4 separate regions of the Homo sapiens genome follow, and regions 1, 3 and 4 are each linked to region 2. A link is a contact called in ENCODE Hi-C or POLR2A ChIA-PET data. All regions are on one chromosome and are shown on one strand. Each heading gives the region's core, a stretch centred on a gene start or an enhancer-like site at or near the end of the contact. The rest is flanking DNA. Distances are from core to core; before and after follow the strand shown. Region 1 holds the start of WBP1L (WW domain binding protein 1 like). Region 2 holds the start of LDB1 (LIM domain binding 1). Region 3 holds the start of BORCS7 (BLOC-1 related complex subunit 7). Region 4 holds the start of DPCD (deleted in primary ciliary dyskinesia homolog (mouse)).

Region 1 (6,124 bases), core at 3,212-5,711, 620 kb after region 2:
TTTTTAAAGAGTTGTAAAAGGGAACAACAGGAATGACAGAGACCCTACCTATGTGGCATACAAAGCCTAAAATATTTACTGTCTGATCCTTGACACAAAAAGTTTCCCCTGCCCTGGAGCAGTGGTTCTTAAGCACATGCATCAACCGGGCGCAGTGGCTCATGCCTGTAATCCCCACACTTTGGGAGGCCGAGGCAGGTGGATCACCTGAGGTCAGGAGTTCGAGACCAGCCTGATCAACATGGTGAAACCCGATCTCTACTAAAAATACAAAAAATTTGCTGGGTGTGGTGGCATACACCTGTAATCCCAGCTACTCGGGGGGCTGAGACTGGAGAATCACTTGAACCTGGGAGGTGGAGGTTGTGGTGAGCCAAGATTGCGCCACTGCACTCCAACCTGGGCGACTCCGTCTCAAAAAAAAAAAAGAAAACACATCAGAATTAGCTGGCAGGCTTGTTAAAGCACAGATTGCAGGATCCATTGCCAGATTCTGTCACTCTGGGCTGGAGCCTGAGAACGTGCATTTCTAGTCATTGCCCGGTGATGCTGATTCTGTTGGTCTTGGCACCATACGTGGAGGAGCACTGCTCTAAGGGGAAAGGGCCTCCTCCCCGAGGCCAAGGAATTCACTGCAACTTGATTTTTCTCCCCGTTTAAAAAAGTTAAAATATAACTCACATACCATAAACTTAGTCCTTTTAAAGTGTACAATTCAGTGGTTTTTAATGTAGTCACAAAGTTGTACAAGCATCACCACTAATTCCAGAATTATTTTGAGACAGGATCTCACTCTGTTACCCTGGTTGGAGTGCAGTAGTGCAATCACTGCTCATTGCAGCCTCAACCTCCTGAGCTCAAGTAATCCTCCTGCCTCAGCCTCTGGGGTAGCTGGGACCACAGGCTAATTTGATTTTTTTGATGAGGTCTCACTATGTTGCCCCAGGCTGGTCTCGAACTCATGGCCTCAAGTGATCCTCCTCCCTCAGCCTTCCAAAGTGTTGGAATTACACACATGAGCCACTGCATCTGGTCTCAGAACATTTTTCTTAGCCCCAAAAGAAACCCCATACCCATTGGCAGTCACTCCACATTCTCCCTACCTGCCAGCGCCTCACAATTCACTTCCTGTCTTTAGAGATTTGCGTATTCTGAACATTTCATGTAAGTGGAGTAATGCAGTATGTGGCCCTCTGTGTCTGGTTTCTTTCCTTAGGATAATGTTTTCAAGGTTCATCCATGTTGTAGCATATGCAATTTGATTTTAGCTGGTGTCTGAACAGAAAAGTCTGTCTTTGAGCTAGCTTCTTTAGGACAGGAGACCTGGCTTTATTTCCAAAAGCAAATAGGAAAAGGGAAACATTACCAGAGCCAGTAGAGCTTGGAAACAACTCCTGACTGATGTTCTTTCAGAACATACAATGTTTCCCCTTCCTTCTCAGCTCCTCAAGCCTCTTGGATTTCCTGTTCTCTTATAGACAACTGCTCTTTTGGAAATGTCTGGAAGGTATGTGGTGGCTATAATGTTCAGGGACATTCTAAAAAGTGGTCACTCAAACTGCATCTCAGTCTCATTTTGTAACATCTCTCTTCTTTGAGTTGGCTGCTGTGGGATGTTGAATAAGAGGCAGTTAAGGTTACTAAAAGGCCTTGGTGTGGGAAGTGCTAATCCAGACTGTCCTATCCAATAGCTCAGCTTGAGCTTTCAGGTAAAAGGAGAAAGGGAAGTTGGGGCAAAATCCCCTGTGTTTGCCAAACTGAATTGGGGTTTCTTATTTATTGAGAGAAAGAGGGTATCACTTTCTTGCCCAGGCTGGAGTGCAATGGTATGATCATGACTCATTGCTTCCTCAGCCTCCTGGACTCAAGTGATCCTCCTGCCTTAGCCTCCCGAGTAGCTTCTTTTTCCTGAGTTCGGCTAGAATAGCATGGGTAAAAGGTTCCATTGCTCGGGAGAGGAGGAGGAAGGGAAGAAGAAGAGGTATAGAAGCTTCCTTTTGATCCAAGGTCTTTTCCTCAATCCTGGCTAGAACCAGAATCCTAAAGGTTTCCTGACTACAGGTACATGCCACCATGCCCAGCTAATTTTTAAATTTTTTGTAGACAGAGGGCCTCACTATGTTTCCCAGGTTGGTCTTGAACCCCTGACCTCAAGCAATCCTCATGCCTTGGCCTCCCAAAGTGTTGGGATTACAGGCGTGAGCCACTACATCCCACCTGGGGTTTCTTAGTGATGATGAAACCTAGCCTTTATGTGGAAGACTTACAACTTTTTGAGGCCAGGAATTAGAGACCTTGTGCCATGAAAATAATTTGGTCCTTCCCTAGTACTCAATTTTTACTTCTCCTCTAAGGAGCTTGACTTGTGGAATGGATAAATTTCTAAGAAACGAGAGATTGGCAAAAATACGTGTCACTTTTTATAGTACTTGGAAAAGCAGGATCAAGATAAAGGCAGAACTATGGACTTTCTTAAGCTGAGGGAAGACTGACTTAACTCTTACCTGTTTCCCATTTTTCCAACACTTAAGCCAAGAACAACTTCCTCTGGGCTCAGATGTGGGCTAGACTGGGCCAGGCTGTAAAACACTTTGACAGGTTTTTGAGAGGAAATTGACTGCTAAAGTCAACTGTGTTATTTGCCATGGGTCTTCCTTTGTCCATTTATTTTACCAACTTTTTTTTTTCTTTTTTTTTTGAGACAGAGTCTCACTCTGTCACCTAGGGTGGAGTGCAGTGGCACAGTCTTGGCTCACTGCAACCTCTGCCTCCCAGGTTCAAGCGATTCTTCTGCTTTAGCCTCCTGAGTAGCTGGGACTACAGGCATGCACCACCACGCCTGGCTAATTTTTTGTATTTTTAGTAGAGATTGGGTTTCACAATGTTGGCCAGGCTCGAACTCCTGACCATGTGATCCGCCCACCTCGGCCTCCCAAAGTGCTGGGATTACAGGCAGGAGCCACCGCACCTGGCCTTTTTTTTTTTTTGAGACAGGGTCTCACTCTGTTGCCCAGGCTGGAGTACAGTGGCACAATCAAGGCTCATTGCAGCTTCAATCTCCCTAGCTCTGGTGATTGTCCCACCTCAGCCTCCCAAGTAGCTGGGACTACAAGTGTGCACCACCATGCTTGGCTAATTTGGCTAATTTAGTTTTTTTATTTTTGTAGAGACAGGGTTCTCTCCATGTTGCCCAGGCTGGTTTCAAACTCCTGAGCTCAAGGGATCTACCTGCCTCAGCCTCCCAAAGGGCTAGGATTATAAGCATGAGCCACCACACCTGGCTATTTTACCAACATTGATCAAGCTCTGGTTGAGCCTTGTACAGGATATTATAGGCTTTAAAAGAAGAAGAAGAAAGACCTGGTATGCTGTACAAAAAACTGCAAACCAGGCACGCAGATATAAGTGTTACAAGAATCCAGAAGAAGCAGCAAGGAGATGGGGCTAGGAGTTTGTAAGCAGGGAACTGTATCTGTAATATGTAAATGAAGTTACTGGGCATCTCTTCAATGGTCAGTGTGAGTGGAATGTGTGGGAAAATGTAGTGGTGAGAGGTGAGATAAAGAGAAGTAGACAGGGACGAAGTCACAGAGAGGACCGTGTTGGGAAGTTTGGACTCTCTATTCTGTAGGTAGATGAAGTATTTAAAAGAAGAGGCCATGATATAGTAATATTTGGTTTAATGTGGTATGGTTGTAGTGTGTGGCGGAAATTTGAGAGGAAGAATTGTCAACTTGCAGGGCAGCAGGGAAGCCATTTGTATTTAGCTAGAAGAACATGGATTGAAGCAATGGATGATGGATTTCAGAGCAATTTGTGAAGTAGAACCAGAATTTTGTCCGTCGAACTTGGGGTGACGAAGCACTATGCCTCAGATAAAGGTACTATCTTCTAGGGAATTCAAACGGACCTAAGCTGCTATTTGGGCAGTTGAGACCAAGAGAGGCATCCTGGTAATAGTGCTGTGCTTCAAGACAAAAGACATTAAAATATTTTTACATTGCAATTGTTTTCCTCTTCAGGAGCGCCTGGTTACCTTTCAGGAATAATTTATTTTCCAACACCCTTGAGAAACATTAAACCTTTTTTCTTTTTTTGATGTGGAAAACTGGAAAACTAGTACTTCCGCCACACTCAAGATGGCTACATCAGAAATAGACTTTTCCATCCACCTGGGTGGCCCCGCCCCCTTATGAAGCTGCTTCCGCCACTCTCTGCGGGTTGGGACGAATTTTACACTTCTTCGCAGCATTCAAGATGGTCCGGCTTCCTCCTACTTTTTATTGGCTGCATCGCTTCGTCTTCAGGGGAAGGCGGGACTTATATTTGATCGACAGCTACATTGATCAATGGACAAAGGGCAAAGGCCAATGAAGCGCTGGAACTGGAGAGTCTCTCGCGTGTCTGGGAGGGTGTTTTGCGCGGGGCGGGGTGGAGCAGAGCCGGAAGCGGGAGGGGAGCGTCAAACAGGAAAAGAAGGGAAGAAGGAAGAAGAGGGTAGAGGAGGAGAGGGAGGAGGAGGAGGGAGGTGGCGGCGCCGTGGCGGAGGAGCAGGAGCAGGAGGGGGATGGAGAGGAGAAGGCTCCTGGGTGGCATGGCGCTCCTGCTCCTCCAGGCGCTGCCCAGCCCCTTGTCAGCCAGGGCTGAACCCCCGCAGGTAAGGGGGAGGGGGCGTCTGGGCCATGTTGGGTCCTGGGGGTCGTCGAGGCCTGGCTGGAGGGGTCTGAAGGAGTGTTGTTGCCAAGAGTTGAGGGGTCCCGAGAGGGGCGTCTATGCCTGGCGTGGACAGGATCTAAAGGGGCGTCGGTATTTAGCTGAGGGACACCTGTGACAGTTTTGGTGTCAAGGAGGTGGCAGAGGCATGATGCCAAGCGAGTGAGGGGCGTTTGAGACGGCAGGTTGGTTAGGTGGGCTGGGGTGACTGTGGCTGGATAGCGGTGCCAAGCTGAGGATGTGGGCCTTATTCGTGTCCCTCTGTGGAGCAGGTGTCCCAGGCAGTAATGCAGTATGTACGTCTGTGTGTGTAGGGGTACACAGGCTATTGAGTTGGCCTGTGAGGGAGGGGATCCTGAGGATATTTCTTTAAGGATGGACTGGGGAAAGTTCCGAGGGCATCTTAGTACGTTTAAAAAAAATTACTATGTTCCTGGGAGAGACTTGGCCCCATTTTAAAATCTGTAAGCCATGGCGCACTTGGTTGGAGGGAGGACTCTCAGAAGGCAGGTGGGATGAAACAGAGTGGAACCCCTCAGGAGGAGGAGCACACTTGAGCTGTAACAAGCTCTTGCTGTTAGGCTGGCTGGCCTGGGAGAGCAAGTCACGGATGCTGATCTGAGCCAGCTCAGGGCTTTTGACCAGAGGGTGGTTCTGATGCCAATATGGGCAGCAAATGGAGCACCCTAGCTTTTCTTGCTGGGTGGCTTGCTCTTTATCCAGGCAGAGAAGCTTGCTTGTGCTGATTCCAGCTCCAGCTGGCATTTCAAAACCCTAATGGGAGCGTTACTCCTGGTGCCAAGTTGGGTGGGGTGCAGTGGGGGCAATCACCCCTCCTTCCTTGCATGTGGCAAAGCTTTATGATTCTTTTTTCTTCACTTTCTGTTCTTTTCCCCGTTTTTTCAGAAAGGCATACACACATAGACGCATAGCGTAGTGGCAAAGTTTATACAACTTAGCGCTTGAACTTGTGTTGTGAACAAGAGCAGAAACTGAGTGCCAGCAAAAATACTTATCTTTTCCCTAGGAGTTTTAGGGCTGCCTTTTCACAAATACATCTTGTTTTGCCCATTATCCTCTATTTTAAAATACTGATTAAAAAATAAGTTGAAATTCACATGACAAAAACCATTTTAAAGTGAACAATTCAGTGGCATTTAGTACACTTACAATGTTGTGCAACTACCACCTCTATCTAGTTCCAAAACATTTTCATCACCCCAATAGAAAACCTCGTCCCTACTAAGCAGTTACTCTCTGTCTCCCTTTTCCCCCAGCCCCTGGCAACCACCCGTCTGCTTTCAGTCTCTATGGATTTATCTATTCTGGATATTTTATATAAACGGGATCCTACAATATGTGGTCTTTGTGCCTGGCTCCTTTCACTTAGCGTAATGTTTATAAGGCCCAT
Region 2 (6,406 bases), core at 3,614-6,113:
CTGATTGGAGGAAGGGGGACACTCCAGGCTTCCCTGCCCCCAACCCAGCTAAATTCCAAGCCTTGACTTAGATCCCCCTTAACAGGAAGCCCCCTTCCCCACCACCACTGAAGACAAGTGGGTGCCAGGGAAAGAGGCATTGTCAGAGCTAGGGAAAGCCAACTTGGCCATCCAAGGGTCCCCAGAAGGAGCTTAGTTTGCTGCTGAATCCTCCCCACCACCCCAGAAAAAAAAACGTGTGGTTAGTGGATAGGACCTGTTCTCCCATCCAGCAGGGCATCCCAAGGGAGCAGATATTTCTATTTTTTTTCCTAAGGTAATTTTGTTGTAGCAGGAGGGAATATTTCTAAAACTTGGGTAGTGGGCCAGACCTTACTCGTGGACAAATAGGAAAAGGAAAATACATAGTACACACACACACACACAAACACACACACACACACGGGAAGGGGGAGCACGAACCTTCTATTTCCTTCTTTGCAATTTGAGTGTCTGTTTCTCTACTTCCTGTCTCCTACCCCCAACTATATTCACACATAACTCCAAGGACAGGATTTCTTATGACATACTCACTAGTTAACTGTGCAGTAATATTGCACCTGGCTCTGTGAACATCTTCCACATAAATAACACATCTCACTTTCACATAAATCACTACCTGATACACATTTCAACCTGTGATATATCTTTTTTCCAAGACGGAGTCTCGCTCTGTTGCTTAGGCTGGAGTGCAGTGGCGCGATCTCGGCTCACTGCAACCTCCAGCTCCTGGGTTCAAGCGATTCTCCTGCCTCAGCCTCCTGAGTAGCTGAGATTACAGGTGCATGCCACCACACCCAGCTAATTTTTGTATTTTTAGTAGAGACAGGTTTCACTATGTTGGCCAGGCTGGTCTCGAACGCCTGACCTCAGGTGATCCACCCACCTTGGCCTCCCAAAGTGCTAGTATTACAGATGTGAGCCACCGCGTCTGGCCATCAACCTGTGATATATCTCAAATCCTAAATATACCCAAATCCTGGATATATACACACACACACAGTCTAAGTCATACACACTGGGACCTATGACACGCATCCTGACCTCAATACACACACCAAAACTGTGTTATAACCCCTAAACCTGTGACAGCCTATCACATACACACCCCGATCATTTATTATGCAAGGACTTAACCTATAAATCACCCTCTCTGAAGCCTGCGTACCATTCCTCATCACAGCCTGGCCATAGAATAAACCCCAGCTTTCACAAACATACTGAAATCTATAACATTCAGCCAGACCCTGCAACATACAGCCTATCACCAGGACTTAAGACACTCCCACTGACTCCCAAATTTACAGCTTAACTCTGGGGTAGTCCCACTTCTCCCCCACTGCCTTTAAACTTTCCAAAGTGCATTCACAGGCAGTACCTCAAGAGATCCTCATAGCACATAGGGCCAAATATCCTAACAGTGAGATCCTAACAGAACCCACTGAGACAGGATGACCAGGGTGGGCTGGGGGGTGGGGGGGTTGAACCCTGCACTTCTAAACCCACCAGATACAAGCCAAGCCCTGCAGCCATTCCTACTCCCTTCCCCCTCCAGGCCTCAAATCACTGTCCTCATGGGGAGGGGGAAATGTGCTCTGGCTTTTGCCTCCAGCCCAGAGCTCAGAACCCCACACCCACCCTGTCTCCTCAGACAGGAGGGACTACAAGGGCCCTCCAGTCTCGCTGTGGGGTGGAGGGGCCCCTAAATGCCAAGATGTATCGACTGGCAAACCATTCAAAACAGGCCTTCTAGTTATTCTCTAGCAAGTCTGCTCCTTTCTCTGCTCTGACCAGATTTACCCAGTTGCACAGGGGCAGAACAGGTCCAGCTAAAAAGAGCAAGTCTGAGTTAGAAGGCCTTAGAATTGGTGGTGAGGTGGAGGGAGCAGCAAATAATGACAAAGATGATGAGGGAAAGTACTCCTCCTGGAGGTGGGGACTCAAAGGACAGCAGCCAGCCCCAGCCCACAGGATGAGGTACCAGCACTGCCCCCTGCCCGGGCCCCTGGGGCTCCCTGACCCAGGCCTCCAGTGTGCCTGCCCCCCTTCCTTTGTCTGTGCCCGGCCTCCCGTTGGCCTGGCGCTCTGCCATCCTCCTCTCCTGGCTCCCAGCCGCCACCACTGCTGCCTCCTCCCCTCCCCCTACTCCTCCCTGCCTTAACCCTTCTGAGCCACATGCTGCCCCAGACAGGCCCTGGCCCCCTCAGCCTCTTGCTCAGGGTGATGCCCCTTAGTCAGAGGCTCTCCCTGCTCCCAGCCATTCCAGCCCCAGAAGCTGGTCCTCACCCCAGGAGCAATATGGGTGTTGGGCATGTGTATGTGTGTATCTTGTGGTGCTTCTGCGTGTGCATGTGTGTGGGTCTGTGTGCGCTCTGGCTTCCCTCAGTCACATGTGTGGGGCATGTGCTGTCTCTGCCGGGCTGGGGGAGGAGGAGGAGCCCGGAGACAGCAGAACACAAAGGAGAGACTCAGACAGGCAGGCAGGCAGGCGGCAGGCGGCCTGCCAGGGCGCCTCAGCCCTCACCCCAGGGCTGCTCAAGGTGGGGGAAATCTTTGGGCCTGGACTGCTACATGCTGCCATGCCTTCCTTGTGTTCAAGCATGTGCTCCCCCATCCAAGCAAGCTGCAAGCCAGGTCCCCTCTCTAACCTCAACTGCTACTATTCCCCACCTCCAGTCTACTCTGAAGCCCTCCCCATGTGGTTCTCCTTGAAGTCTAACCTCCATCCACCCTCTTTGGCATCAATCTATAAGACTTCTTCATGATCTGGAAAAAGACTCCCCACTCTTCCCTATCTTTTGCCCTCTCTCCCTCAGTCAGACCACCAGACACAAAAGGAACATGCCTTCTGGGGCATTGACTGAAGTTGTCTTCCCACCCACCCACAAACCCCTGGGCTTGGGCCCTCTTCCTGTTCCCATGCTGCTCCCAGAGACTAAGAAGAAGAGATTTTCTCTCTCCTCCCACTGGACCCAGGCACCCTGCCCCAACTTCAGGGCCAACCTCCCATCCACCTCCAGCCTGACAACCCCTCCATACATACATACCCGCTTACCCACTATTTGTAGGAACTAAGAATCACAATTTAAGACTCATCCCTCTAGCTTGTTCAGATCCTTAGTTTAACTGCTCTGCTCATGTGTGTTGATGGAGGGTCAGGGCCCTGGGGTGGGCTAAGAACATGATGGATCTGAAAGGGGTACCCAGCATGGGTCAATTATAAAGGAGAAAATCCACAACATAAACATGTACACCAAGCTGGTAGAAAGAGGGACGACGGGGCCAGACAGGATTCCAGCTTGGCAAGCTCTTCCCTCTCCTCTCCCCAACCCTCTGCAGCAGGAGCCAGTGGTTCCCATACTCGGATATTCTAGGATTGTTAGGTTCTCTTATTCCTCCTTCTGGGACCCATGCCCCTTAGACATCAGCCTCAGCAGGCACCTGAAGTGTGTGCCCAGCCCAGCTTGGCCTGGGTCACATGATTTTCAAGGAAGCTTCCGCACTGGCAGCTTCCCTTGGGGATTTGTGGGGGAGTGGTGGGTGTCCAGCTGTGAAGTATGTAGCCAAAGCGGGCTACATTCAGGGACACTGACTTCCAGGAGAAAGCTGACTCCAGTCTGGGGCAGGAGGGCCAATTCCAGGACCCAGAGTCCCGGGGATGGAGACAGACAGTGTGCCGTGAGGCCCTCTGTAGACTACCTCTCCAGTCGCATGGCTTCTCTCTTTCCTCCTGGCAGTGAGGTAGACGCCCTCCGCCCCCCCCACCTGCCCCCCAGGAAAAAAACTCAGACCTAGGCTATCCCTGGCAAGAGCTGATATGTTTTGGGGAGGCAGGGATCTGAGCCTGGGTCCTCTCTCAAGTTCTCAGTTTTGGGTCAAGTATTGCTCCCCCAGCTTACCTCTCCACAAATCACTCTATTTCCTAGCCTGCCCTCCCACTAGGGCGGAGATGCCAGACCCAAGGGTCCAATTATCTGGCACCTCTTAGGAGTACCTCCGGTGCCTCAGGAGGGCCAACCTTCCCTGGCAACAGGCAGGAAAAGTTGAAGGTGGGGGGCAAGATGGGCCGCAATCAATACCTCCCTGCAAACAGGGTCCTCAGAAACAGCATGGGGGGGATGTCACAGGATAGGTAAGAGGCAATGGGCAGCAGGGAAGGGGGGGCAGCCCAAACCAGCCAATCACAACTCTATGGTGACCTGAGGGGGGGGGTCAAAAGTCCAGAGTCACTTCTGATTGGCTAACAACCTGGAATTCTGAGAATTTCAGCCCCCCCCAAACCTCTCCCCAATTAGCCTACCCCCAAAAAAACATACACATAAGCCACCCCCAGCGTCTCCTCCCCGTGTTTCTGGGCTGCTGCGCATTTACACAGTTGGGGAAAACGCTACCCGCCAGCCTGAGGCCCCGCGTAGCCCTTCCAGCCCCCGGCTTCCCCCATGCCATCGACGCCCCCCACACAAGTTCTCGCCAAACACGGGGTGAGGGGTCCGCAGGGACGGCTGGGCAGGAAGGGGCCGAGTGGCCGCACGCCCCACTCACCAGGACAGGCACAGCCCACTGACATCTTCACATCGCCCGCCTCTGGGGGCCCAGCCGAGTCACGGTGCCCGCCCCTCGCGGGGACAGGCCGGGCATGAGCCGCCGCCGCCGCCCGCGGCCCCCGCTGCGCTCGCCGCCGGCCCGGCCCGGCCTCGGCCCGGTGCGGGCGGCCCCTGGCTGCGGCGAGGGGCCTGTCAGGCGCGGAGCAGACAGGAAGGAAGCCAGGCAGGAAGGCGAGCGGCCTCTGCGTGTGTGCGCGCGGGTGTGAGTCCGCGGAGTGTGTGTCCGTGTGTGCGTGTGTGCGCGTGTGCGTGTGCGTGTCTGTGCGCTCCCGCCGCCGTCGCCGAGCGCCCCCCTCTCCGCCCTCGCGCTCGCGCTCCCTCGCGCCGGCGCCGGCTCCCCAGCCCAAGCCGGGCAGGGCCGGGCTTTATTAATATGCTAATTGTCCTGCTAGTGGGAGGGGAGAGCCGTGTCAAAGTGACCCGGGAGAGCGCGCAGCAAGCGACGACGTGCGTGCGCCGCGCGGCGGGCGGGCGGCGAGGGGCTGGGAGCGCTCGGGGAACGGCATGCATGTGACGCAGCTTTTAAAAAAGGAGACGGAGGCAGAGACCCCAGAGAGGGAGGGCGAAGGGGAGGGCTTGGAGGCGCAGCCGCGCGCTCGGTGTCCGTCCTCCGGGTGCCGCCGGATGGGGAGTCTGGCTGAGCCGGAGCGGGAGCCGCGGCTGGGGGAGGCGGAGCCGGGGTGGGCAGTGTGGTGTATCTCTCTCCACCCCGGGCCGCGCTCCGGGAGGGAAAAGGGACTGCAGACCCCCTGTCCGTGCTCCCTGCTGAGACGCCAGCCTTCTTCTGGAGGCCCCTTGTTTCGCGTCCCTACCCTAGGCTGGATGGGTAAAGAAGCATTCTCTTAATTCTTGTAGCAACCCCTCAACTCACCCCTTCCCTAAATTAACCACTCCTCCTTTGCCTGCGAAACCAGTTGGGACTAGAACTAAAAGGGTTAATTAAGTGGGGTCCCCGCCCTCCTCCGCCTAAGGGCTTGGGATCTGTGTTTTGCTGGGGGGAGGGGGCTGCGGAATGACCACCAGATTGGATTACGGAGGGGCGATAGGAGGCCATCCTTCCTTCTTGCAGACTGACGCATCAGTCAAGACACTCTCTTCCCTTCCCCCCTTTCTCCAGCCTTGGTGCCTTCACCTCCGTACCAACCGCCCAACCCCACCGCCTCCGACCCCCCTGCCTGGAAGCTGCTGTCCTTTGAGGGCTTCGGAGATGAGAACAGGAAACAGGCCCCTCCAGTGCCCCCTAACCCAGAGAGGCAGAGGCTGTGGGCCGTGGGGGGTTGGATGGGAGATGATGTGGATGGTCAATGTAAGGAACACTCCTTCCCCTGGGAGGAGCCTCCCAACCTTCAGTCACACTTCAAGGACTCCCCAACCCAGCCCTAGGAGGGGAGGGGCTCCATCTCCATCCCTTCCCAAAAGCTCAGCTTTAGCTGCCTCATAAACAGGAAATACCTATTAGCCAGGAGGAGGGAAGGGAGGGGAGCCGCCTGGAGTAGAGAGTTGACCCCCTCCCTCCTGGGGTCCCCAGCTGCTAGCTTTTCTTTCTTAAGTTTCAGTATGGGCTCCAGGGATAGACGATGGAGACTTGGACTAGTGTCTCCTCCCTAGGGCGTCTGGCCCTGACTGGGTAGGGGGTTCTCCTCTTTGTTACTTAGAGGGGTGTTGGTTGAGAAGGCTGTTTGGTTCCCTCACTCTGGCTCAGAGTCTGCACAGCTGGCTTGACTGGCTGGGGGAGGGTTACAAATGCGGAGGCTTAAAGTGTT
Region 3 (6,587 bases), core at 1,178-3,677, 730 kb after region 2:
ACGTCTGTCACACTCATCAAATCGTACACTTTAAAGAATGTGGTTATTGTGCAGGCCGGGCGTGGTGGCTCAACGCCTGTAATCCCAGCACTTTGGGAGGCCAAGGCAGGTGGATCACCTGAGGTCAGGAGTTCAAGACCAGCCTAGCCAACATGGTGAAACCCATCTCTACTAAAAATACAAAAATTAGCCAGGCGTGATAGTGGGCACCTGTAATCCCAGCTACTCGGGAGGCTGAGGCAGGAGAATCGCTTGAACCAGGGAGGCAAAGGTTGCAGTGAGCCAAGATCGTGCCACTGCACTCCAGCCTGGGTGACAAAGCAAGACTCCATCTCAAAAAATAATGTTGTTATTGTACATAAATTATAACATAAATTCATGCACATAAACTCAATAAAGTTTATTAAGGACAAAAAGTAAACAGTAAATGAGATTCAACGGAGACATATGAATCTAGACACTTGGAAGAGGAAGTAATGTTGATATTGAATACAGGTAATTTTGAACAAAATTTTCAATACAATAACATTCTCACATCTTTTATTAACTAAAAAAGAAATGGAGCTACTTGAAATATTTTATTTTTTTTTTGAGACAGAGTCTCACTCTGTCGCCTAGGCTGGAATACAGTGGCATGATCTCGGCTCACTGCAACCTCTGCCTCCCGGGTTCAAGAAATTCTCCTGCCTCAGCCTCCAGAGTAGCTGGGACTACAGGTGCCCACCACCACGCCCGGCTAATTTTTGTATTTTTAGTAGAGACGGGGTTCCACCATGTTGGGCAGGCTGGTCTCGAACTCCTGACCTCAGGTGATCCTCCCGCCTCAACTTCCCAAAGTGCTGGGATTACAGGCGTGAGCCACGGCACCTGGCCTACTTGAAATATTTTACATATTAATTCACTTACAAGGTGGTTACCATCAGTTTGGTATTAATACAATAAAGAGGTTATCAATAAAAATTACTAGTGATGTTGAGCATTTTTCACATTTATCAGCCAGTTGATTTTTTTTTTTGAATTGCCTACTTGTGCCTTTTGCCAATTTTTCTATTAGATTGTTTTTCCTTCTTCATTTGTTTACAGGCCTATCTGCCTCATCAGCCTGGGAGTTCCACAGAGACAAGAACTGTATTTCATTTCTTTCTCTATCCCCAGCCTAGTACAGTGTCTGGTATTTAGTTCATGAAATGTTTGTTAAAATTGAATGGAATGAGGCCAGGTGCAGTGGCTCACGCCTGTAATCCCACCATTTTGGAAGGCCAAGGCTGGTGGATCATTAGATGTCAGGAATTTGAGACCAGCCTGGCCAACATGGTGAAACCCTATCTCTACTAAAAATACAAAAATTAGCCGGGCCTGGTGGCAAGCACCTGTAATCCCAGCTACTTGGGAGGCTGAGGCAGGAGAATCACTTGAACTCAGGAGGCGGATGTTGCAGTGAGCTGAGATCGAGCCACTGCACTCCAGCCTGGGCAACAAAGCGAGACTCCATCTCAAAAAAAAAATAAAATAAAATAAAATTAAATAAAATGAGACAAGTTATCGCTATGTTGCCCAGGCTGCTGATACTGAACTCCTGGCCTTGAGTGACCCTTCTGCCTCGGCCTCCCAAAGTGCTGGGACTACAGGTGTGTCACCATATGGATAGGTTGGCCTTGAACTCCTGACCTCAAGTGATCCACCTTGGCCTTTCAAAGTGTTGGGATTACAGGCGTGAGCCACCACGCCTGGCCCCTTGTCTCAATTAATCAAAAAAAGGCCTAGGCAACAGAACAAGACTCTGGGGAAAAAAAAATATATATGTATATATATATGTGTATATATATGTATATATATGTATATATGTGTATATATGTGTATATATATGTGTATATATATATATGTGTATATATATATGAATGGAATGATATTCTCATAACCCCTTGGAAACATTATTACTTCTGTTTAACAGATGAGGAATATAAGACAGAAGCTGAGTAATTTGCAGCCACACACTGCTAAATGGTAGCATTGGGACTGTAATCCGGGCCTTCTGATTCTTTTTAATTATTTGTATTAATTTTAATTTTATTTTATTTTTAAAGAGATGGAGTTTCGCTATGTTGCCCAGGGTGGTCTGGAACTCTCAGGCTCAGGTGATCCTCCTGCCTGGGTCTCCCAAAGGGCTGGGATTTCAGGCGTGCGCCGCCATGCCCTGCCGCAGGCTTTCCGATTCTGAACCATAGAGTCAATGAAACTGTCCTCCATCCCCTCCAGAGATGTTTGCCTGGACCCTGTTTTCCTCAGGATATCAATGAATAGTTCATGAGTTTAGTGAGCAAAGGTCAACCTCCATCAGGCGCATGCGTCCCTTCCTTTTCCCATGGAGGAAGAGACGCCTCTTTTCCTTCCGCTTTGCTTGTCTTTTGGCCCCGGCGACTCACCATCGTCAGTGCGCAACCGTTCGCTAACTGAAATGATGGCGACTGGAACGCCAGAGTCTCAAGCGCGGTTCGGTCAGTCCGTGAAGGGGCTTCTCACGGAGAAGGTGACCACCTGTGGTACTGACGTAATCGCGCTCACCAAGCAGGTGCTGAAAGGCTCCCGGAGCTCCGAGGTGAGCTGGAAGTGGACTCTCCCGGCCTGATAGTCCGGGGAGTCGCAGTCTTTCGTTGCTGTGGGAAGGAGGTCGCGTTGCATCTTGGGAATTGTAGGCTGTGAAGTACTTGCTATGAGTAGGTCTTCTTCGCGGAGGCGCGTGTTGCATTCTGGGGTGTGCAGTCTCTTTGGTTAGGGACAGTGTGTGAGGGTTGGGGGAAGAAGCGATGCCATGGGAACCTGTGCTTTAAAACAGCTCTTTGGGAGGCCGAGGCGGGCGGATCACCTGAGGTCGGGAGTTCGAAACTAGCCTGACAATCATGGAGAAACCCCCGTCTCTACTAAAAAATAATAATTAAAAAAATATATAGCCGAGCGTGGTGGCACATGCCTGTAATCCCAGTTACTTGGGAGGCTGAGGCAGGAGAATTGCTTGAACCTGGGAGGCGAATTATATATATAAGTATTATATATTACGTATTATATAATATATATACGTATATATTATATATAATGTGTATGTATATATTACATATATAATATACATATATATTATATATAATATATGTAATATATATTATATATATTTTCAACTAGAGGTGTTTATAGTTAACCACCTGTAAATATTCAACATATTCATCATAATAAACGTACATTTATTTAGCATTTTATATATGCTAGACACTGTTGTCTTTTATGGAGTTTAATTCATGAAGTCTTTAGAATGACTAATTGAAGGAAGTACTTTTCCTTTTTTTTTTTTTTTTTTGAGACGGAGTCTAGCTCTGTCGCCAGGCTGGAGTGTAGTGGTGTGATCTTGGCTCACTGCAACTTCCGCCTCCTGGGTTCAAGTGATTCTCCCGCCTCAGCCTCCTGAGTAGCTGGGATTACAGGCACGCACCACCACACCTGGCTATTTTTGTATTCTTAGTAGAGATGAGGTTTCACCATGTTGGCCAGGCTGGTCTCGAACTCTTGACCTCATGATCTGCCTGCATCAGCCTTCCAAAGTGCTGGGATTACAGGCGTGAGCCACCGCTCCTGGCAGCATTGCTTCTTGAGCAGTCTCCACATAGCTATTTTGTTTGATTAGCTGAGAATTTCATGTGTAAAAAACTCATTCCACAGTATTCATTTAACAAATACTTATTGGGTGTCTGCTATGTGCCAGGAACTGCTCTAGGTACACGGAATAAACAAAACTAAATCCCTCTACTTGGGAAGTTTACATTTTAGTGAAGAGACAGACGATAAACAAGTGAAACAGAAAAAAATCAGGTGGTGGTAAATCCTGTGAAGCAAAATTAATCTGGGAATAGAGAGTGATGAAAGGGTTAATCTTTGTTTGTTTGTTTGTTTTGAGACAGAGGAGGAGTCCCACTAGCTCTGTCACCCAGGCTAAAGTGCAGTGGCCCGATCTCGGGCTCACTGCAACCTCTGCCTCCTGGGTTCAAGCGATTCTCCTGCCTCAGCCTCCTGAGTAGCTGGGATTATAGGCGCCTGCCACCACACCCAGCTAATTTTTGTGTTTTTAGTAGAGATGGGGTTTCACCATGTTGGCCAGGCTGGTCTCAAACTCCTGACCTCAAGTGATCCTTCCCGCTTTGGCCCCCTAAAGTGCTGGGATTACAGGCATGAGCCACCACACCCGGTCGAAAGGGTTAATCTTAAACAGATGATCAGGGAAGGGGTCTCTGGGGAGAGAGCCTGTGAGGAGAAACACACTGACATTTGCCCACAGCATAATGAGTGGTTATGACTCATAGGCTTGTCTCTTGCATGCCTGCGCTTCTCCTCCTCCATTTGAGTTGTGTGCTTAGTGAGGGTCCATTGTGTTTTTTTCTAAACATCATGTGTCTGTGGGCTGGGCGCAGTGGCTCATGCCTGTAATCCTAACACTTTGGGAGGCCGAGGCAGGATTGCTTAAGCCCAGGGGTTCGAGACCAGCCTGGGCCACATAGTGATATCTTGTCTCTGTAAAAAAAGGAAAAAAAAAAAGAATGAAAACAATTTTTTAAATGTGTGTATGGCACTTATGCTTACAGTTGCAACTACGTAATTTAATGAAATAATACGAAAAATGAAATATGAGTACCAAAAAAGAGGGTTGCTATTGCTATGAAAACTAAGTTGAAAATCAGAAACACTTGTTGAAGATGAGTAGCTAAGACAAATTGTTATTGAGTTAATTATGAACAAGTTAATGGTAAAAGCCTAGGAGAAAAATTTATAGAAATCTAAAAAGATTCTGTAGTGAAGATTGTTTTACAGGTGTATTCAAGATGTTCTTCCATTTTAAAGAAAGCAAAACTAGAAATCTCAGATGGTATGTTATGTGTCTGGTCTGTTTATGTAGGAAAGTGATGCAGAATGCCAATGAATATATCAAGGAAAAGCCTTGGCTTTACATTACAACAGCCCCTGCCTTCAAGGCAACCACAACTCCCATTGAGTCTGTTTTCTAAATGTCTCACAAATCCTTTGTTTCTTTTTTTCTTGGCTACTTCTGTGTTTCAGGCCATCCTCATTCCTTGCTTAGAGTACTGCTGTGTCATCCTAACCAATCTCTCTGCCTCATTCCCCACTCTAGTCCACCTGCTTACCACATTTCTAAAACAGAAAAATGGATCATGCCATTTTTCTCTAGAATTACACACAAAGATGAATTCTAAACCCTAACTTTTAAGTCTCAGATTAGAAGTCACTTCTTTTAGGGACCTTTCCTGAACACCTACCCCTGTAATCAGTTAGACACTCCTGCCCCACTACATGCTCCCGGAGCAGCCAATGCTTCCCCATCAGCACTTACCATAAGGTGATGTAAGTGCCTATGTTCCCTTTGTAACCCCTCCAGATTCTGAGCCCCGTTATCACTCTTAACCAGAGTAAGGGCATATGTTAAACACTCAACAAATGTTTATTAAATGAGTAAGTGAATGAAGTAGATTGTTGGAACCCTTTTTTTTCTGCCATCGGTTTGTAAGTCACCATCTCCCATCTATAGGAGTTTGAAGTTTACCCTTAAAAGTAGCCACAGGAGGAACAGGTACTCTCATAATTGTTGGTGGGAATGCAAAGTGGTACAGCCCTAAAGGAGAGGAATTTGGCAATATGTAGCAAAATTAAAACCCCACAGTCACAAATCACAGTCCTGTGAGTCCATCCCAAACATATGCTGGCAAAAAGATGCAAAGATAGGAGATATTTGTAACAGTAAAAGCTATGAGATAAGATCCAAGATTTGAGAATTTTTTGTACCACTACTTACCGTGGCAAAAGACTGGGAACAGCCTCCAAATCCGTCAGCAGAGAACTGACTGAATAATGTTATGGTCACCTGTAGAGTGTGGTACTCTGCAGTTGTAAAAGAGCAATGGATTCATTAGGAGATAGCAATTGAATAGGAGATTCAATATGTATTGCTGCAGATAACCCTCAGGGATCTATTGCAAAGTGAAAACAGCAAGGTGTAGGCTGGGCACGGTGGCTCATGCTTATAATCCCAGCACTTTGGGAGGCTGAGGCAGGCAAATCACTTGAGCCCAGGAGTTTGAAACCAGCTTGGGCAACATGGCAAAACCCCATCTCTACAAAAAAATACAAAAAACTATCTGCGCATGGTGGCATGCACTTGTAGTCCCAGCTACTCTGGAGGCTAAGGTGGAAGGATCACCTGAGTCCGGGAGGTTGAGGCTTCAGTGAACAGTGATGGTGCCACTGCGCTCCAGCCTGGGTGACAGAGTGAGACCATGTCTCAAAAAAAAAAAAATATATATATATATAGAGAGAGAGAGCGAGCGAGAGAGAGAGAGAGAGAGAGCAAGGTGTAAACAAGTACACATAGTATGTTACATTTTAAGTAGGAAAGTGGTATGGAGGAAAATAAATACATGTGTCCATTGTTTAAAAAGGAACAATGGAAAGAAAACCACAAAGCTAATAAAAATAGTTATGCATGGGGCTGGGTGTAGGGGCTCATGCCTGTAATCCCAGTACTTTGGGAGGCTGAG
Region 4 (6,944 bases), core at 624-3,123, 530 kb before region 2:
GCCTCCTCCCTTCTTACTTTGTTTTTTGTTTGTTTGTTTTGTTTTCTTTTGTTTTGTTTTTGTTTGGAGACAGTCTCACTCTGTCGCCCAGGCTGGAGTACAGTGGCATCGTCTTGGCTCACTGCAACCTCCATCTCCCGAGTTCAAGCGATTCTCATGCCTCAGCCTCCCGAGTAGCTGGGATTACCGGCGTGTGCCACCATGCCTGGCTAATTTTTTGTATTTTTAGTAGAGACAGGGTTTCGCCATGTTGCCCAAGCTGGTCTCGAACTCCTGAGCACAGGTGATCTGCCTGCCTCGGCCTCCCAAAGTGCTGAGATTACAGGCAAGAGCCACCGCGCCCAGCCTCTCTCCATACTTTGAATCCTTTATCATTTATTCTTTCAACAAAGCGCGTTTCTTGCCCTTACAGTCTGACAGACCCGACAACCCTGCCTCCAAAGCCTCTGCCATTTATTTGCCAATTTGGCTGCAAAACAACTAACAACAAGCCTGGGTAATGGAGGGGGGTTTCTGTCCCAGTCCTCAGGGCAAAAATTATACTGGTCATTCCCTGAGGGCCCAGGGAGTCTTTTCTGATGGATAGAGGTCTTCGGGTAGAAAAGAAGGTAACACAGCAAATAGCCTGTCCAAGACCCAGGACCAAGCTTAGCACAAGGTAGATACAAACAGACCTGCAGGCCCTGGACAGGCAGAGTCAGCTCCAATATCTGATTCTGGACATAAACAACGTAGGGCTGAAGCACATGAAGGCTGTGGGTTCAAGCACACGAGGGTTCTGAGACTGGGTCAGCTCACCTTCTGCTTCTTCTCCCTCTTCCCTCCTAGGAATCTTTGCAAGTACTTTTGATGATGCATCAGCATGAATTTTCTGCCGCTTGGGAAATGCCTTCAAGATACCCCTGGGATCCATTGAAGTATGGCTGGATCCCGGCCTATTGGAGCGTTGGTCAGGGCTGCTGCACGTGGAAATCCAGAATTGAGGCCCTCCAACCCCTTTGCCTATGGAGGTAGGGTCTTTCCTGACCAGGCTTTGGGGGTAGCAGCCCAGTTTGGGGAAGCGGGTCGGGGGAGGGGGTCTCTTCAAACCCGGTTAAACTTCAGTGGTTTAGCCTAGCTTCACACTCCCCAGCCTTTCGAAGTTGGAGTATTACGGGAAATGAGGGGAAGGCTGGTGCCATCGGGGGTACTTTTGAGGAGTAGGAAACGACACCATTCCTCAGAGGGGTTGCGCTAAAGATTCAGCACAGCCCTGCTGCGGCCCACTTCGAAGGGCTTTACCAAATGGGATGCTGGGCTAGGAAATGGAGCTTTAGGGGATGGAGCGGAGCCTGGGGAGGACCTGCACATAAACCCCACATACTATTTCTCTACCTCCAACACAGACTCGCAGAGGAAGGAGGAGGACTTTCGGGGGTGAGTGGGAACGCCCTGCACCTGTCCTGGTCTCAGCCTCTCGACATGGGGGTGCTCAGCGCCGCAGCTGCGGGGAGATGGGGCACGGCCGCAGCAGGTGTGGGGAGCCCTCCGGGAATGGAGGAGTCTCGCAGCTGCGGGTGAAGTCCCGGGCAGGTGCGGTGTACTCGCCGTGTACGCAGCTGGCGCAGGCCAGGGAATCCCAGCTCGGGGCTAGAAGAAAGCTGGAGTGCCCGACCCCGGCCCCAAGAGTCTCTCCAACCCCCAGAGTCGGTCCCCGGGTGGGGTCGACTACTGGCCAAGCTAGTCACCCGGGGGTGGGCAGGAATAGACCACTTACCAGCAGAGCCAATGAGAGCGGACGAAGGGGGGAAGGAGGGCAAATGGCCAGAATAGCTTCCGAGTCAGCCGGAAGTGACCCTCTGGAACGGTTGCCATGGCAGCGGCTGGGCGTGCTGCTTAGCAGGGGAAAGATGGCGGTGACGGGCTGGTTGGAGAGTCTGCGGACAGCCCAGAAGACTGCGCTGCTGCAGGACGGTAACTCGAGGGTCCCCACGGGCTCCTTCGTTTTTTTCCCTCAGGGTCCGGCCCTCCGGGAAGGGCCTCAGGGCCTGGGTCGGCAGAGCTGGAAGGGTCTCGGCGGTCAGCCGGGCCAGGTCCTGCATTTGCAGATGAGGAGACTGAGGTTCACAGAGATGACATGACTGGAACACATGTCTCCGGACACCCCTTAGATTCCTCTACACCATCTCGCTCCGCTCTGATTTCTGTTGCTAATATAGTAATTTCTTTTACATTCATTATCTCATTTGCTCCTCACCACTGTCCTGAGAGGCTAATTTTCACCCCGTTTTACAGAAGAGGAAACTGAAATCCAAGAATGTTTTAGACTTTAGAGAGGAGAGAGGCCTGGGCTCTAGTTCCGACTGTGCCATTAATTCACCACGGGCGCTTCAGTCGGCTCCTTTACTTGTTTGGGCCTCACTTTCCTCATCTATAAAATGAAGTGGATGGACTACCATTGTTATCTCTGAGGTCCTTTCCAGCTGTAATATTTTTGTTAAGTGAACTTCTAAATATTTTCTGTGTCTTTAGGGGAGCTAGAGCAAGAACCAAGGGCTGTGCCTGGAAGAAGTGGGCACAGGGGCATGGATACCTAACTTTTCCCCACCCTAGGATTGGCCGATGCCGGCCCCTTTGTGCACTTGGGTCCTTTCTGGACCCACTGGGTAGCCAGGATGAATTGCGTCTGAAGTTCCTGAGGCTTTCAAGATAACAACTGGTGACTCATGTTCACAGGCAGGGGCCAATCAGGGAAGCCTGGAGTTTGTGGAAATTAAAATCATTTACTCGTTCGTGCAACATTTAGGAAGACTTTTACTATGTGCCAAGCTCTAAACTAGAACAGAAAGAAAAAGATATGTTGTCCCAGGACTCAGAGTGGTTGGGAAAAACATGTACTTAAATAATAAGAAGCGTTAAATAGAGGTTGTAGTCTTGTATAAAATGGTAGGAAAGAGTGAAGGTGTAAGTGACATCTCTTTGGAGGAAGACCCAACAGAAGTGATGATGTTTCTGGGTCCTAAAGAATTAATAAGGTCAGGCACAGTGGCTCACGCCCGTAATTCCAGCACTCTGGGAGGCCAAAGTGGGCGGATCATTTGAGCTCAGGAGTTCGAGACCAGCTTGGGCAACATGGCCAAACCTCATCTCTACAAAAAATACGGAAATTATGGCCGGATGTGGTGGTTCACGCCTGTAATCCCAGCATGTTGGGAGGCCGAGTGGGCGGATCCCTTGAGGCCAGGAGTTCGAGACCAGCCTAGCCAACATGATGAAACCACCCCATCGCTACTAAAAATACAAAAAAATTAGCCAGGTGTGGTGGTGCGCACCCGTAATTCCAGCTACTCTGGAGGCTGAGGCAGGAGAATCGCTTGAACCCGGGAGATGGAGGTTGCAGTGAACTGAGATCACACCACTGCATTCCAGCCTGGGTGACAGAGTGAGTGAGACTGTGTCTCAGACAAAAAAATAAATAAGCCGTGCATCATGGCACATGCCTGTAGTCCCAGCTACTTGTGGTGGCTGAGGCCAGAGGATCGCTTGAGCCAGCGAGGTAGACGCAGCAGTGAGCCGAGATCATGCCAGTGCACTCCAGCTTGGGCGACAGAGCGAGACCCTGTCTCAAAAAAACTGGAAAAAAAAAAAAAAAAAAGAATTAATAGGCGTTTGCTGAGTGAAGAAGAGGGGATAGCTATTCAAAGAACAACTCACATATAAGGACCCTATGTGAAGGTGTGAAGGTACGTGCCTGATTACTAGAGGAATAACAAAATGTTTAGTAATGTTAAAGCAGTCACTCAGTCAGAACAAACCACCTATAACTATGTCAGGTACTATTCTAGGTGCCAGGATGGAAGCGAGAATAAAAAGGTCCCTTTTCTCAAGGAGCAATGAGGGGAAGTTGTGGAAAATGAAGAGAGATGACAGATAAGTTGGGACATATTGTGATAGATCTCTTATGCCTTGCTAAAGATTTAGGACATTTTCTCATAGGACAGTGGTTTTTGTTTTTATTGTGGTAATAAATACATAACAGAATTTAGCATTTTAATCATTTTTAAGTGTACAGTTCTGTGGCATTAAGTACATTCACATTGTTGTGCAACTATCACCACCATCTTCAGAACTTTTTAATCTTTCTCAACGGAAATTCTTTTTTTTTTTTTTTTTTTAGAGACAGGGTCTTGCTCTGTCACCCAGGCTGTGGGGTACGATCATAGCTCACTGCAGCCTTGAACTCCTAGGCTCATGTAGTCCTCCCACCTCAGCCTCTTGAATAGCTGGGACTACAGGCATGTGCCACTACACTCAGCTCAAGTGAAATTCTGTACCCACCAAATGCCAACTCCTCATTCCCTCCTCCTCCCATCCCCTGGCAACCACCATTCTACTTTCTGTCTATGAATTTGACTGCTCTAGGAACCTCGTCTAAGTGGAATCATACAATATTTGTCTTTCTGTAACTGGTGTATTTCACTTAGTGTAACGCTTCAAGGTTCATCCATGTTGCCACAGTTGGATACTTCCAGCTGTGCCATTAATTCACCACAGGATCTCTAGTTGGCCCCTTTACTTGTTTGGATCCTTTCCAGCTGTAATATCGTTCATAAAGTAAACCTCTAAATGTTCCCTGTGTTTTTAGGGGAGATAGAGCAAGGACCAAGGGCTGTGCCTGGAAGAGGTGGGCACAGAGGTATGGATATTGTAGCATGTGTCAAAATTTTGCTCCTTTTTAAGGCTGAGTGATATCCATTGTATGTCTACACTGCATTCTGTTTATTTATTCATCTGTTGATGGACACCTGGGTTGCTTCCACCTTTTGGGTATTGTGGATAATGCTGCTCTGAACATGAGTATACAAATATCCACTTGAGTCCCTGCTTTCACTGTTTTTGGTCACAGAAGTTTTTAAACAAATATTTTATCAGCCAGGATTTTGTTAAGTTCTTTTGTTAGTAGCATCACAAAATGATATTGTTAAGATTCCACCCTATCCCCAGACTGAAAAACAACTCAGTATTGCATATGTGGTTAAGCCTTGTCAAACCTGCAGATTTACCCCTGGGTGTGTAGGAGGGGTGTGGGGAGTAGGGGGGAGGTTACTCCCTTCCACCAAGAATCATGGCTATTGATATCTTGGGCTGGATAATGAGACTCCATTTTACTTTTGTTTTTTTAAGAAATAATTACATTCATTGTGGAAATATGAAAAATAAAGAAGTCAAATATAATATTACCACCCAGATAATCATAATTTACTTTTTTTTTTGAGACAAGTTTCACTCTTGTTGCCCAAACTGGAGTGCAATGGCGCAATCTCGGCGCACTGCAACCTTTGCCTGCTGGGTTCAAGCGATTCTCCTATCTCAGTCTCCTGAGTAGCTGGGATTATAGGCGCCCGCCACCAAGCCCGGCTAATTTTTTTTTTAATTTTTAGTAGAGACAGGGTTTCACCATGTTAACCAGGCTGGTCTCAAACTCCAGACCTTAGGTGATCCGCCTGCATCGGCTTCCCAAAGGGCTGAGATTACAGGCGTGAGCCGCCTCGCCCAGCCCATAATTTATATTTTTATACATAAACTTCTATATTATTTCATGCATACACTCACAGTTATTTTTCTTTTACAAAAATATACTAATATACTTAATAATTTATATATACATTTATTTCTAGAATAAATATACTATTAAAACAAAGTATAGATAAGTATCGAATAATCATTGGGTAAGGGAAGATGCTCTGAGTGCAACTTCTAAGGCAGTAACCACAAAGAAAGAAAATATATAGTTGGCTTTATAAAAACTAAACACCTGTGTTGGGTACCTGTAATCCCAGCTACTGGGGAAACTGAGGCAGGAAGCTCACTTGAGGCCAGAAGTTTGAGGCTGTAGTGTGCTATAATCATGCCTGTGAATAGCCACTGCACTCCAGCCTAGGGAACATAGCCAGACACTCTTAAAAAACAAAAACACTTGTTTGGGAAAACCCACTTTAAACAAAGTTAAGGGCCAGGCGTGGTGGCTCACACCTGTATTCTCAACACTTTGAGAGGCCAAGGCAGGAGGATCACTTGAGCTCAGGAGTTTGAGATCAGTCTGGGTAACATAGTAAGACCCCATCTCTACAAAGAAATTTAAAAATTAGCTGGGCATGGTGGTGTGCAACCATGGTCCCAGCTACTCGGGAGTCTGAGGTGGAGGATCACTTGAGCCCAGGAGGCAGAGGTTGCAGTGAGCCGAGATCACACCACTGCACTCCAGCCTTGGCAACAGAGCAAGACACTCTAAAAAAAAGCCTCAGTTGGCCGGGCGTGGTGGCTCATGCCTGTAATCCCAGCCCTTTGGGAGGCTGAGATGGGCAGATCACGAGCTCAGGAGATTGAAACCATCCTAGCCAAAATGGTGAAGCCCTGTGTCTACTAAAAATACAAAAATTAGCTGGGTGTGGTAGCATTCACCTGTAGTCCCAGCTACTCAGGAGGCTGAGGCAGGAGAATTGCTTAAACCCGGGAGGCAGAGGTTGCAGTGAGCCGAGATCACACCACTGCACTCCAGCCTGGCGACAGAGCGAGACTCTGTCAAAAAAAAAAACCCTCACTTTTCCTCATCTATGAAATACAGGTAATGAAAACACATAGGATTATTGTGAGAATTAAATTTGATAAGACATGTGAAATGCCTGGATTTAGTAAGCGCTGCATCCTGCCTGGACTCAAGGCTGGATGCCAAGGGGAGAAGATGGTCAGGCAAGACCCCCTCAGCTCCTCCCAGGCAGTACCTTGGATCCCGCTCCTGACAGGAGAGCCCTTTCTAATGCCTGTGAGCCATCCAAATGATTAAGGGTGGTATTACCTAGGGCTCTGCTAGAGGCCCTGCAAATTTAGGGGTGAGTTTATGCAGAATACAGATTAGGAATGGCTCAAGGGAACTGTATCCCAGAGAAGTGAATTGGACAGGAAAA

Evidence for each region. Hi-C counts contacts between places; a loop is a spot of excess contacts on that map. ChIA-PET counts read pairs that join two places held with the same protein, here RNA polymerase II (POLR2A). Pooled maps may share reads with other maps.
Region 1: a loop to region 2 is called in a pooled map, with 8 times the contacts of the local background. The contact joins the promoter of WBP1L here to the promoter of LDB1 in region 2. A Hi-C loop is called at or near these places in 6 of 50 pooled maps.
Region 3: a pooled map shows a loop between it and region 2 (8-fold over the local background). The contact joins the promoter of BORCS7 here to the promoter of LDB1 in region 2. A Hi-C loop is called at or near these places in 3 of 168 maps with a recorded cell type or tissue (CD4-positive, alpha-beta T cell and naive thymus-derived CD4-positive, alpha-beta T cell) and 11 of 50 pooled maps.
Region 4: a loop to region 2 is called in a pooled map, with 4 times the contacts of the local background. The contact joins the promoter of DPCD here to the promoter of LDB1 in region 2. A Hi-C loop is called at or near these places in 7 of 50 pooled maps. POLR2A ChIA-PET finds 5 or more read pairs at or near these places in 4 of 52 experiments (GM12878, activated T-cell, activated naive CD4-positive, alpha-beta T cell and 1 more).

Annotation. Positions count from the first base shown.
Region 1 is chr10:102,739,487-102,745,610 of GRCh38, forward strand. It overlaps WBP1L (WW domain binding protein 1 like), which reads left to right and starts at 4,462. Exons shown (of 4, transcript NM_001083913.2): 1 at 4,462-4,657. The coding sequence starts at 4,568. SFXN2 (sideroflexin 2) reads left to right here. Exons shown (of 12, transcript NM_178858.6): 12 at 1-4,006. RefSeq lists enhancers at 4,109-4,158, 5,099-5,328 and a silencer at 4,439-4,598.
Region 2 is chr10:102,115,505-102,121,910 of GRCh38, forward strand. It overlaps LDB1 (LIM domain binding 1), which reads right to left and starts at 4,864. Exons shown (of 11, transcript NM_001113407.3): 1 at 4,582-4,864. The coding sequence starts at 4,606. It also overlaps a transcript of PPRC1 not described here. RefSeq lists enhancers at 1,640-2,342, 2,343-3,044, 4,750-5,501, 5,502-6,253, 6,254-6,406 and silencers at 1,931-2,170, 4,504-4,573, 4,664-4,743, 4,804-5,103, 5,124-5,253.
Region 3 is chr10:102,851,832-102,858,418 of GRCh38, forward strand. It overlaps BORCS7 (BLOC-1 related complex subunit 7), which reads left to right and starts at 2,428. Exons shown (of 5, transcript NM_001136200.2): 1 at 2,428-2,596. The coding sequence starts at 2,456. BORCS7-ASMT (BORCS7-ASMT readthrough (NMD candidate)) reads left to right here and starts at 2,379. Exons shown (of 15, transcript NR_037644.1): 1 at 2,379-2,596. RefSeq lists enhancers at 1,948-2,461, 2,444-2,503, 2,462-2,974, 2,574-2,763, 3,771-4,743.
Region 4 is chr10:101,586,448-101,593,391 of GRCh38, forward strand. It overlaps DPCD (deleted in primary ciliary dyskinesia homolog (mouse)), which reads left to right and starts at 1,874. Exons shown (of 6, transcript NM_015448.3): 1 at 1,874-1,953. The coding sequence starts at 1,890. POLL (DNA polymerase lambda) reads right to left here and starts at 1,810. Exons shown (of 9, transcript NM_001174084.2): 1 at 1,375-1,810; 2 at 799-959. The coding sequence starts at 913. RefSeq lists enhancers at 1,450-1,729, 1,830-2,159.